Regions from separate parts of the Homo sapiens genome. Here region 1 is linked to region 2. A link is an interaction called in ENCODE POLR2A ChIA-PET data of the cell type or tissue named here. Cell type or tissue: endothelial cell of umbilical vein. All regions are shown on one strand. Region 1 overlaps DPYD (dihydropyrimidine dehydrogenase). Region 2 overlaps DPYD (dihydropyrimidine dehydrogenase).

Region 1 (5,000 bases), 540 kb after region 2:
TGATATCATTTTCTTTGGTGGTTTCTTCTTGATTGCATTATCTTTTGGATGCAGTTCATTCTGTACTGTCTCTGAAGATGTTAGCTATGTTTGGTTTTTTTCTTACAGTTTCCCTTCAATGCGTATATAAATCTCTATATCTTCTGCCTCATTATTCATTTATTTATTTTGATTATTTGTTTTGGTTTCTCTAGTTCATGTAAAAAAAAAGACTTCTGAAATGTCTGGAGATTCAAGACATCCTCAATTTAGTTTTTAAGTGTGAGATATTAAAAAGTTGATTGGAAGCCTTGAGTATGTGAGTGAAATTTAACAGCTAGGGAGCTTTATTGCAGAGGAGATTGAGTGGTAAGCTCTTCCTTTTACTGTGGCTGACAAATGTGAGTATCTTCAGGTCTTTTCTCTGGGGATAAACAATTTCTTAGAAGGATCCTCAGATCTCCGTCATGAAAGCAATGTGCCTTTCTGTAAAAAAGGGATCAGTGGATGAATGGTAGTCCCAGCTTTCAATATGCAGACTTTCATTTCATTTCCTTGCTTTCAGTTTCCTGTCTCAATTACAGCCTTCCACTAGTTTTGATATCTGGAGTATCTCTAGTACACTTCTATAAAAATAAATTTCTGTCTCACGCCTGTAATCCTAACACCTTGGGAGGCTGAGGTGGGCGGATCACCTAAGGTGAGGAGTTTGAGACCAGCTTGGCCAACATGGTGAAACCCCATCTCTACTAAAAATACAAAAATTAGCCAGGCATGGTCATGCACACCTGTTGTCCCAGCTACTCGGAGGCTGAGGCAGGAGAATCGCTCGAACTCCGGAGGCGGAGGTTGCGGTGACCCAAGATCGCACCACTGCACTCCAGCCTGAGTTACAGAGCCAGACTCCATCTCAAGTAAACAAACAAACAAACAAACAAACAAACAAATCTCTGTCTCCAGTGGACCACTAGAAACCTGATTGCACAGGGTTGTGATGGAAACTGGGGTCCAATTGGCTCTATATACCATCTTCAGACAGTCTTCACATTTCACCCACTGTGCCTCCCTGCTTGAACTGTGCTCTCCAGTACCCTGTCTTTAGCTGCCTTTTTGGGAGTTCTACATGTTGAATGTTCTTTTTTTTCTACTAAGTCAGTTATCATTTTACAATCTGCTTTTCATCTTCCAAAACTTCTCATATATGTGTGGGGAATCTGCCATGTTTAAACAAAGTATGGGGTATGCTTAATGTAATTTCAAAAACAATCCCTTGGAAATTGTAATATCAGAATCTAATGTCTTACAGATTCACCACTATGCTCACTACCTGGGTGACAGGATCATTCATATCACAGACTTCAGCATCATGCAATATACTCATGGAACAAATCTGCATGTCCGTCACCTGAATCTAGAATCAAAGTTGAATTTTTTTAAGAAGTCATATATTTTAAAAGTCAATTTCTGCCATTCAGAAGCTCAAGTTTAGTGTCTGCAAAGAGCTGTGGGAAAAAAAAAATTTTTACGAAATACCATTGTCTTAGTAAGAGTGTAATATATATTTATGTATATATGTGTTAGAGTGTGCATATATATCTACACACAGTTAAAATTCATACACTGATAGTAAATTTCATTGTGCAAGAAAAACAGATTATTATCTGCACTGTCAGAATTCAGGGTTATAGATTTCTCTAGCCCTTTGCATCATTACTACATAACAGAAAACTTTGTTTCTTCCTAAATGATGCTTTATTTTCAACTGTACACATCAGATTATCCTCATTTGGCTGTCCTCATTTTTCTCTGCATATTTTGAAACTTTTAGAGGGGAGCAACAACAGGAAATCTGTTTGGGGGTTTAATAAAACCACCAGGTATTTGGCATAATTGCAGCTCTGATCTGTGACTTTTTAAATCTAGGCATTGAGTTAAGAACATTAAGAAACATTGAACTATCACAGCTTAGTCATGTGCCGGCACATTATCAACAACAATGGCACATCTCTTTCCCTGTCCATTTACTTTCTGTAGTTTCTGGTTGTTCTGCCCTGAACTGTAATGTGATAAGGGGCAGTCAGAAAGTAAATGTAACTTTTAAAAATTAGATTATCAAAAACACAGATTTGTTATAGACTGGCGCATTACTTTTGGCTTTTCTGGTACTTTCTTATGAGATGAAGCCCCTGAGTAGGCAAACTTTCACTAACATTTCTGGTAGTTACTAGTAGTTAGGTATTGCTCAAGACAGAAAGAAACATTTTAGAATAAGGAAAATATTAAGCTGCAATCAAGAGAAATTCTTTTTAATCTTTGCATTTCCTGGAACAGACTGAGTCATGAGATGAATTGACAGTAAACACTTAACACTGGCACATTAGTCAGAGTTAGTCACATAAGGTGAACTAGGCAATCACAAACTAAATAAATAGATCAGAAATCCCAAAGACAAAGGGCTAAATATAGTAGAATGCTCAGAAACAGCAATAAGGATGCATGGTGTGAAGTAAGTTGAATAGGAGAGTGAATAGTTGACAATGAGATTGGAGGACTAACCAGAGATCATGTAGGCCCTGCATGGATTTTGGGATTTATTCTAATTGTTAAGGTAGTTATATGATCTAATTTCAATTTCTAAATAAATGGGCACCATGGCTGTTGTGTAGCAGACAGACTATACAGCATAAGAATGGGGACAGGGCAATTATTTTTAAAGCTAATTCAGGAATCTAAGCAAGAGACAGTTGTGGTTTAGACCAGTGTAGTAGCAATGGAGGAATTGGAGGAGGGAGAATGTTGTGTTCAGAATATGTTTTAGAGAAGGTCAATGGGATTAACTGATGGGTTGAATGTGTGATACAAGAGGAAAGGGAATTATAAATAACTTCAAATAGTTTGGGCTGAGCATGTGAACAAACAGTAGTGCCATTTTAAGTAAACTCTGGAGAACAGCTTTATGGCAAAAGAGTAAGGGAGGAGGATCAATAGTTCATTTCTGATTTGAGGGGCATTTTGTTTGTTTGTTTATTTGTTTGTTTTGTGTTTTTTGTGTTCTCTTTTTTTTTTTAATTTCAACTCTCATTTTAGATTCAAGGGTACACGTGCAGGTCTGTTACATGGGTAATTTGTGTGATGCTGGGGTTTGGGATATGAATGATCCTGTCACCCAGGTAGTGAGCTTAGTACCCAGTGAGTTGTTTTTCAACCCTTACCTCCTTTCCTTCCTCCCTTTCTCTGGTAGTCCCAAGTGTCTGTTGTTCCCATCTATATGTCCATGTATACCCAGTGTTTAGCTCCCACTTATAAACGAGAATATACAGTATTTGGTTTTCTGTTCCTGCGTTAATTCACTTAGGATAATGGCCTCCAGATGCATCCAGGTTGCTTCAAAAGACATGATCTTATTCTTTTTTATGGCTGCATAGTATTCCATGGTGTGTATGTACCAGATTTTCTTTATTCAGTTCACCATTGATGGGCACCTGGGTTGTTTCCGTGTCTTTGCTATGGTGAATAGTGCTGTGATGAACATACAAGCACATGTGTCTTTTTGGTAGAACAATTTATTTCCCTTTGGATATATACCCAGTAATGAGATTGCTGCATTAAATGCTGGTTCTGTTTTAAGTTCTTTGAGAAATCTCCAAACTGCTTTCCACAGTGGCTGAACTAATTTACATTCTCACCAACAGTGTATAAGCATTCCCTTTTCTCCACAACCTCACCAGTATCTGTTGTTTGTTGACTTTTTTTTTTTTTTTTTTGAGACAGAGTCTTGCTGTGTCACATTTGTTGACTTCTTAATAGCCATTCTGACTGGTGTGAGATGGTAACCCTTTGTGGTTTTGATTTTCATTTCTCTGGTGATTAATGATGTTGAACATTTTTTCATTTTTTCATTGTTGCCCACTTGTATGTCTTCTTTTGAGAAGTGCCTGTTCATGTCTTTTGCCAGCTTTTTAATGGAGTTATTTATGTTTTGCTGGTTGACTTGTTTAAGTTTCTTATAGATTCTGGATATTAGACTTTTGTTGGACGCATAGTTTGCAAATATTTCCTCCCATTCTGTAGGCTCTCTGTTTAAGCTGTTGGTAATTTCTTTTGCTGTGCTGAAGCTATTTAGTTTACTTAGGTCACACTTGTCAATTTTTGTTGTTGTTGCAATTGCTTTTGAGAACTTAGTCATAAGATTTAAATATAAGACCATTAAGAGTCCTAGAAGAAAACCTAGGAAACACCATTCTGGACATCAGCCTTGGGAAAGAATAGTTCTTTTTGGATATGTTGAACTTAAGACATCTTATCAGACATCCAAATGAAGATATAGATTAACTAGTTAGATATTTGACCCTGAAGTTCAAGGAGAAGAAAGAACTGAATACATAAATTGAACCTTCATGCCATAAACATGTTATAAAAAGTTGTGGAACCTGTTGAGATAAACTAAGAAATGCATACAGATAAAGAAAAAAAAGAGGTCCAATGGCTATTTTAGCATTTTATGAACAGGAAGAGTAAGAAGATCCAGCAAAAGAAGCTGAGAGGAAGAAGATCAGGAGAAGGCATGATAAGCCATGTGCAGTGAGATAGCTATGCACATGTCTATGCCTCAAGGAGAGAGGAAGCTAACAGGAAGCTGACTTATCATGGAAAAGAACTGAAGGAAGATTTCCTGGAAAGAGGAAGGATTGAGATAAATTAATCTTCAAGGTTTTAGGCTTATAAATAATTGGCAAACTATTATCCACCTCTTCTAGAATCTAAATCTTGCTCCCTTTAAGGTGTGTGCATTCTTATAGGAAATAGATGACATATATTCAAACACCTCAATTTTTAGAAATTTCAAAATTTCTAAAGCCACTTTCACATACTCATAATAACCCTGAATGACAAATGTTTGTAACTACTATTACGCAGAGTTTACAGGTAAAGGAAAATAAGGTGAACAGATCTGCCCAAAGGCAAATAGACCACTGCAAAGTGACAAAATTGGGAGTAGAACCTCTTGCCCTCTGAATCCT
Region 2 (5,000 bases):
AAGAGGATTAGTGAAGATTTGGGTTTTCAGGTGACTGTGAGATAGCTGAGGTTAACTCGTGTAAATGTGCAATAGGCAGAGGGAAAATACAATGCAACAACTCAAGGAAAAGACTGAGAGTTGATGTGCGCATTTGAGACTTGTTAGTATTTTGATACTTGTTGTAGCCAAGGGAAGGCATATGATTTCCAAGAATAGTGCATTGGGATAAGAAAGAAGGAGAGTCCAGCCAGATGTCTACGAAAATACAGGGCTTAGGAAAATACGTGCCAGAAAAAACATATTTTGGGATTTAAAATTCTGAATAACCTTCTCTAACAGAGTAAGACTAGACTGAAATATAATGTGCCTAAGAAGAAAAGGACAGGGGAATGGAATTCCTGGCCGTTTTTCTGTGGCTCTTAGAGACATCTAGACCAATGCTGCCCAGACCTTTCTGTGATGAGAGAAATGTTCTCCATCTGTGCCATTTAGTGTGAGAGCCCTCAGCCACATATGGCCACTGAGTACCTGAAATGCGATGAGTGTAACTGAAGAACCGAATGTTTAATTTTACTTAATTTTTATTAATTTAAATTTAAATACTTATATGTGGTTAGTGGCTGTGGTTTGTTCTGTGCTGCCCTAAAGGGAAGTTTTTGTGTTGCTAATATGACACTTGACTGCCTCTCACTTAACAGAGTTCTCAACAATGGAGAGGCCAGAGTGAAGCTAAACCATGTTCACACACATCACACATAGATACACTTACTTTCTTAGAAAACTAATAGTAAAAGGTAGATCCATAACCTGGTAATAGATGTAAAACCAAAACTAAAAAGTATAATTTGATATAGAGGAGACAAGGTAGCTCTTATTTTATAAAGACATAATTTATACCTAGAAAGCCCAACAGAATTAACAACAAAACCTCCCTAAGAATTTGACATCTTTTAATGTGATTGTATTCAAAATGAAGATGGAAATTCTTAAGTTCTTCTGCGTGTTATTTAAAACAAATAGTGTCTGTAATTGATAATAGATACTATAAAGATCTGATGAAGTTATTATATGATGAAGTACCCCAAGTAGTTCAGGACATGTTCAATCACCCAGTAAATGGTATAAAAGGTTTTTTTTGTTTGTTTGTTTACTTGTTTGTTTTTGCTGTTTGGACAAAAAAAAAAAAAAAAAAAAAAAGACTTTGTAGTCTCACTTCACATGGCCCAAAGGAAATTTCATGCATTTTTAAAGAGCTAAGGGAAATAAATGAAACAGTCAAAGTCCAGTGGAATATAGAAGTGACTTTTGAGATTGAGATGGGGGAAGAGATGATACGCTAACAAGTAGGTGAAGAAATCACTAAGCTTTGATTCCAATAATAAAAAAAAAAGCTTCCGTCATTTGCAAGAAAATGGATCAACCTAGAAAATGTTAATGTTAAGTGAAATAAGCTAATCACAGAAGGGCAAACACTGCATGATCTCACTTTTATGTGGAATTTAAAGACGTTCATCTCATAGAAGTAGAGAGTAGAATAGTGGTTACCAGAAGCTTGGGAGAGTAGTGTGGAGTGGAAATGGGGAGAGGTTGGTGTTCTATAGCACAGTAAGGTGACTATAGTCAACAGTAATATATTGTATACTTTAAAATAACGTGAGAAAATTTGGAGTGTTGTCACAGGAGATGGAGACTATCCTGGCTAACACGGTGAAACCCCGTCTCTACTAAATATGCAAAAAATTAGCCGGGTATGGTGGCGGGGGCCTGTAGTCCCAGCTATTTTGGAGGCTGAGGCAGGAGAATGGCATGAACCGGGGAGGTGGAGCTTGAAGTCAGCAGAGATCACGCCACTGCCCTTCAGCCTGGGTGACAGAGTGAGACTCCGTCTCAAAAAAAACAAAAAACAAAAAACAAAACAAACAAACAAAAAAAGACAAGTGTTTGAGGTAATAGATATGCTAATTACCTTGATTTGATCATTACACAATCTAATATGTATTGAAACATCACACTGTATCCAATAAATATGTGCAACTATTATGTGCCAATTAAAAACAAACTTATTTTAAAAAACTTATGCAAATGGGGACAATCACAAAATTAAAAGACATCAATGTACTATATTGCCATATGTATGACAGATTTTAAAAATTGGGAACTCAGTAGATAATTGGCAAACTATGATTAAGTAACCCTTGGAAATATTCAACTCTAATGGCAAACAAAAAGTGTAAATTTCACAAAAAATACACCAATCTCTTGCTTATTGCTGCTAATGCAGTTTGGTGGGAAGTTTTTGAGTGCTAGAGATGGAATAGCGAGACAGCCATTCTCACAGATGGCTAGAGATGGAATGGTGAGACAGCCATTCTCACATTCTCAGAGGATTGAAAATTACTGCTGCATTTAAGGAAAGGATTGTGTCACTAAGTATTAAGAGACTTAAAACAAACATACTTTTTTTTGTATTAATTTACCTTCTAGGAATATATTATGCAGAAGCCATAGAAATTATGCATAATATGAATGTGATACTCAAATTATGGAATATAACCCTGAACAAATTTTACAGGAACTAATTGTCTACCATTAAGACAATAGACAAGGCAATTATATGTATATAACATAAATATATATAAATGTATATATTACATATAAATATATATTATTTATATATTCATATTTAGAATTTTACAATATTTATAAATTTATAAAGTATATAAAATCTGTGTATATATACAGATATATAATATATTTATATTTACAGATATATACACAGATTTACATATATTTAAAATAAATCTGTGTGTGTGTATATATATATAGAGAGAGAGAGAGAAACAAAATTGCTTGTAGAATATTATCTCAACTGAATATAAAAAATGCAGAGAAAAAATAGGAATGAAATGTGGCTATTACATCTGGCTGGTTGGCGTAAAGATAATTTTTTGAGGCGTATGCTTTTCCATTCTATATTTTCTGTAATGGGAATATATTATGAATAATTAGAAAAACAGTGAAGGAAAAATGGAGAAAACTAAAAATATGAAATAAATACTGGAATCAATAGTAAGAATCAGATTTGAGACTCCAACTGTAATTTTAGGTAAATTAATTATTTTACTCTTACTTTTTTGTAAAATGGGATTTAAAATCTCCTAGGATTTATATGAGGAACTAGGATATAGAGGAGAGAATGCTTTGTAATTTATGAAAATTAATAAAAATAAGATATAAAATATAATGTTTGTATACATTTTTCCTTTTAATGTTGTATGTGCTTACAAGAATTACATGTGTAATGTATAAATAATGGAATTCAATGGAGAAGTTCACTGCAGTCTTAGCATATAGAATACTAGAAGCTGTATATCTTGTCCAACTTCTACATAGTCTATTGTAGTGCCATGGGTGTGGAAATCTTATACAGCATTTCTGAAAATGATAATCAAAGAAAAAGCATTTTAAGGACAGGAAAAAAGTGCATCATCTCTAGGTCAAATCTCTGGTTTATAGTATGATAATGAATTTAGAGGTAAAATTCTCAACTTCTTTTCATCATATTCTTTCTTTATCTTGGTTGATTCAACTCTGTAATCATGCCAAAGGGATTTGATTTCTTTACTATCATATTCTGTACCTATTTTAGCCCCTGTGATAAATCCTGAACAGTAAAGGGAAGGATGGGGCCACTTTTAACATTGTGTTGTATTTTTTTTTTTTTTTTTTTGAGGTGGAGTTTCAGTCTTGTTGTCCAGGCTGGAGTGCATTGTTGCGGTCTCGGCTCACTGCAACTTCCGCCTCCCAGGTTGAAGAGATTCTCCTGCCTCAGCCTCCCAAGTAGCTGGGATTACAGGCATGTGCCACCATGCCTGGCTAATTTGTGTATTTTTATTAGAGATGGGGCTTCACCATGTTGGTAAGGCTGCTCTCGAACTCCTGACCTCAGGTGATCTGCCCTCCTCGGCCTCCAATGTGTTGTCTTTTTGTCCCTTTTCAGTCTCACAGGCAGTAGAGGGCTATGGGTAATAGATATATGCAATTGGAAGGTACTTGAATTGAATAACTTGAGAAAAGGTGACGTCAGATTCTGAAAAAGAAGAGGTACATATAGAATATACTCATTAATAAAAAAAATAAAAATACTATTGGGAGTTTTTTACAGTGTATTTCTTAATACACATAAAATATAGATTGTTAATAGATTTATGAGTATATCTCTATGGCAAGAATACAAATTATTTTTGGAGTGCCAACATTGCCATTAGGCATTGTTTTATTTGCAGAGCGAAGTCTATTCAGTGAGATCTGTTATATTTACATTAGTACTATAAAGATGAACTACCAGTACAGAATGTCTCTGAAATGTATTCTTTTTCGCTTGGCTTTATCACGTGTTAAGAATTTTGTCACTAGATGGTGATGTTGAGTTGCACAGTTTATCTGTGCTGGCTTTTTTACTGGTGTGTGTATACTATTTGTAGGTGCATCATAAACAGCCATTTATACAGAGTTAAATATAAAAGTATAGCCATGTAAACTTGGAAAGTAGCTTTTAAGAGGTCTAACATTTCTAAATATTATTTGAGTCAAAAGGTTAAAATTGCTTTAATGTCATTGTTTCTTTACCTTCAACTCAAGGACTTTTAGAGGTGGAAGCAATATAAATAGCAATCTAACTTTTTATTGAAAGGCTGAGGTCCGAAAAGAGATACCAAGACATTTAAAAGAGGTAGTTTTTCAGCTTTTCAGGTATGTCCCGTCTGTGTGTATTAGCCTAATGTATGTCTTTAATTTCACTCCTCTGTTAGTATTCAGTAGTACTGGTGTTGACTACCATCTGACCTAAGGGTTGTGTTACTACTGGAACCTAGGTATTATTTTAGCTGTTTATGATTTGGGTTATGTTAATATTGCATCTGTTGCTAAATATAATGGTTGAATTACACTGATACTTTAACTGATACTTCTACATGAACCATGACTCCGAGGAAGCTGTGATTAGTAAACCATGAACC

The links. Peaks named below come from ENCODE experiments on the same cell type or tissue, not always from the same donor. Only the 100,000 strongest peaks of a DNase experiment are listed, where the experiment ranks them.
Region 1: POLR2A ChIA-PET joins it to region 2 with 13 read pairs; 1 of 35 experiments calls an interaction of 5 or more read pairs at or near these places.

What each region holds. Positions count from the first base shown.
Region 1 is chr1:97,275,420-97,280,419 of GRCh38, reverse strand. All of the region lies in intron 18 of DPYD (dihydropyrimidine dehydrogenase), which reads left to right. The region is part of intron 2 of DPYD-AS1 (DPYD antisense RNA 1); the gene reads right to left. Among named protein-coding and RNA genes, the nearest start is that of DPYD-AS1, 180 kb to the right of the region's middle. In endothelial cell of umbilical vein, no CTCF peak of the experiment used is centred here; a DNase peak (open chromatin) is centred at 2,289; H3K27ac peaks cover 1,635 bases.
Region 2 is chr1:97,820,044-97,825,043 of GRCh38, reverse strand. The region is part of intron 3 of DPYD (dihydropyrimidine dehydrogenase); the gene reads left to right. Among named protein-coding and RNA genes, the nearest start is that of DPYD-AS2, 26 kb to the right of the region's middle. In endothelial cell of umbilical vein, a CTCF peak has its summit at 4,380 (motif pointing right); a DNase peak (open chromatin) is centred at 4,413.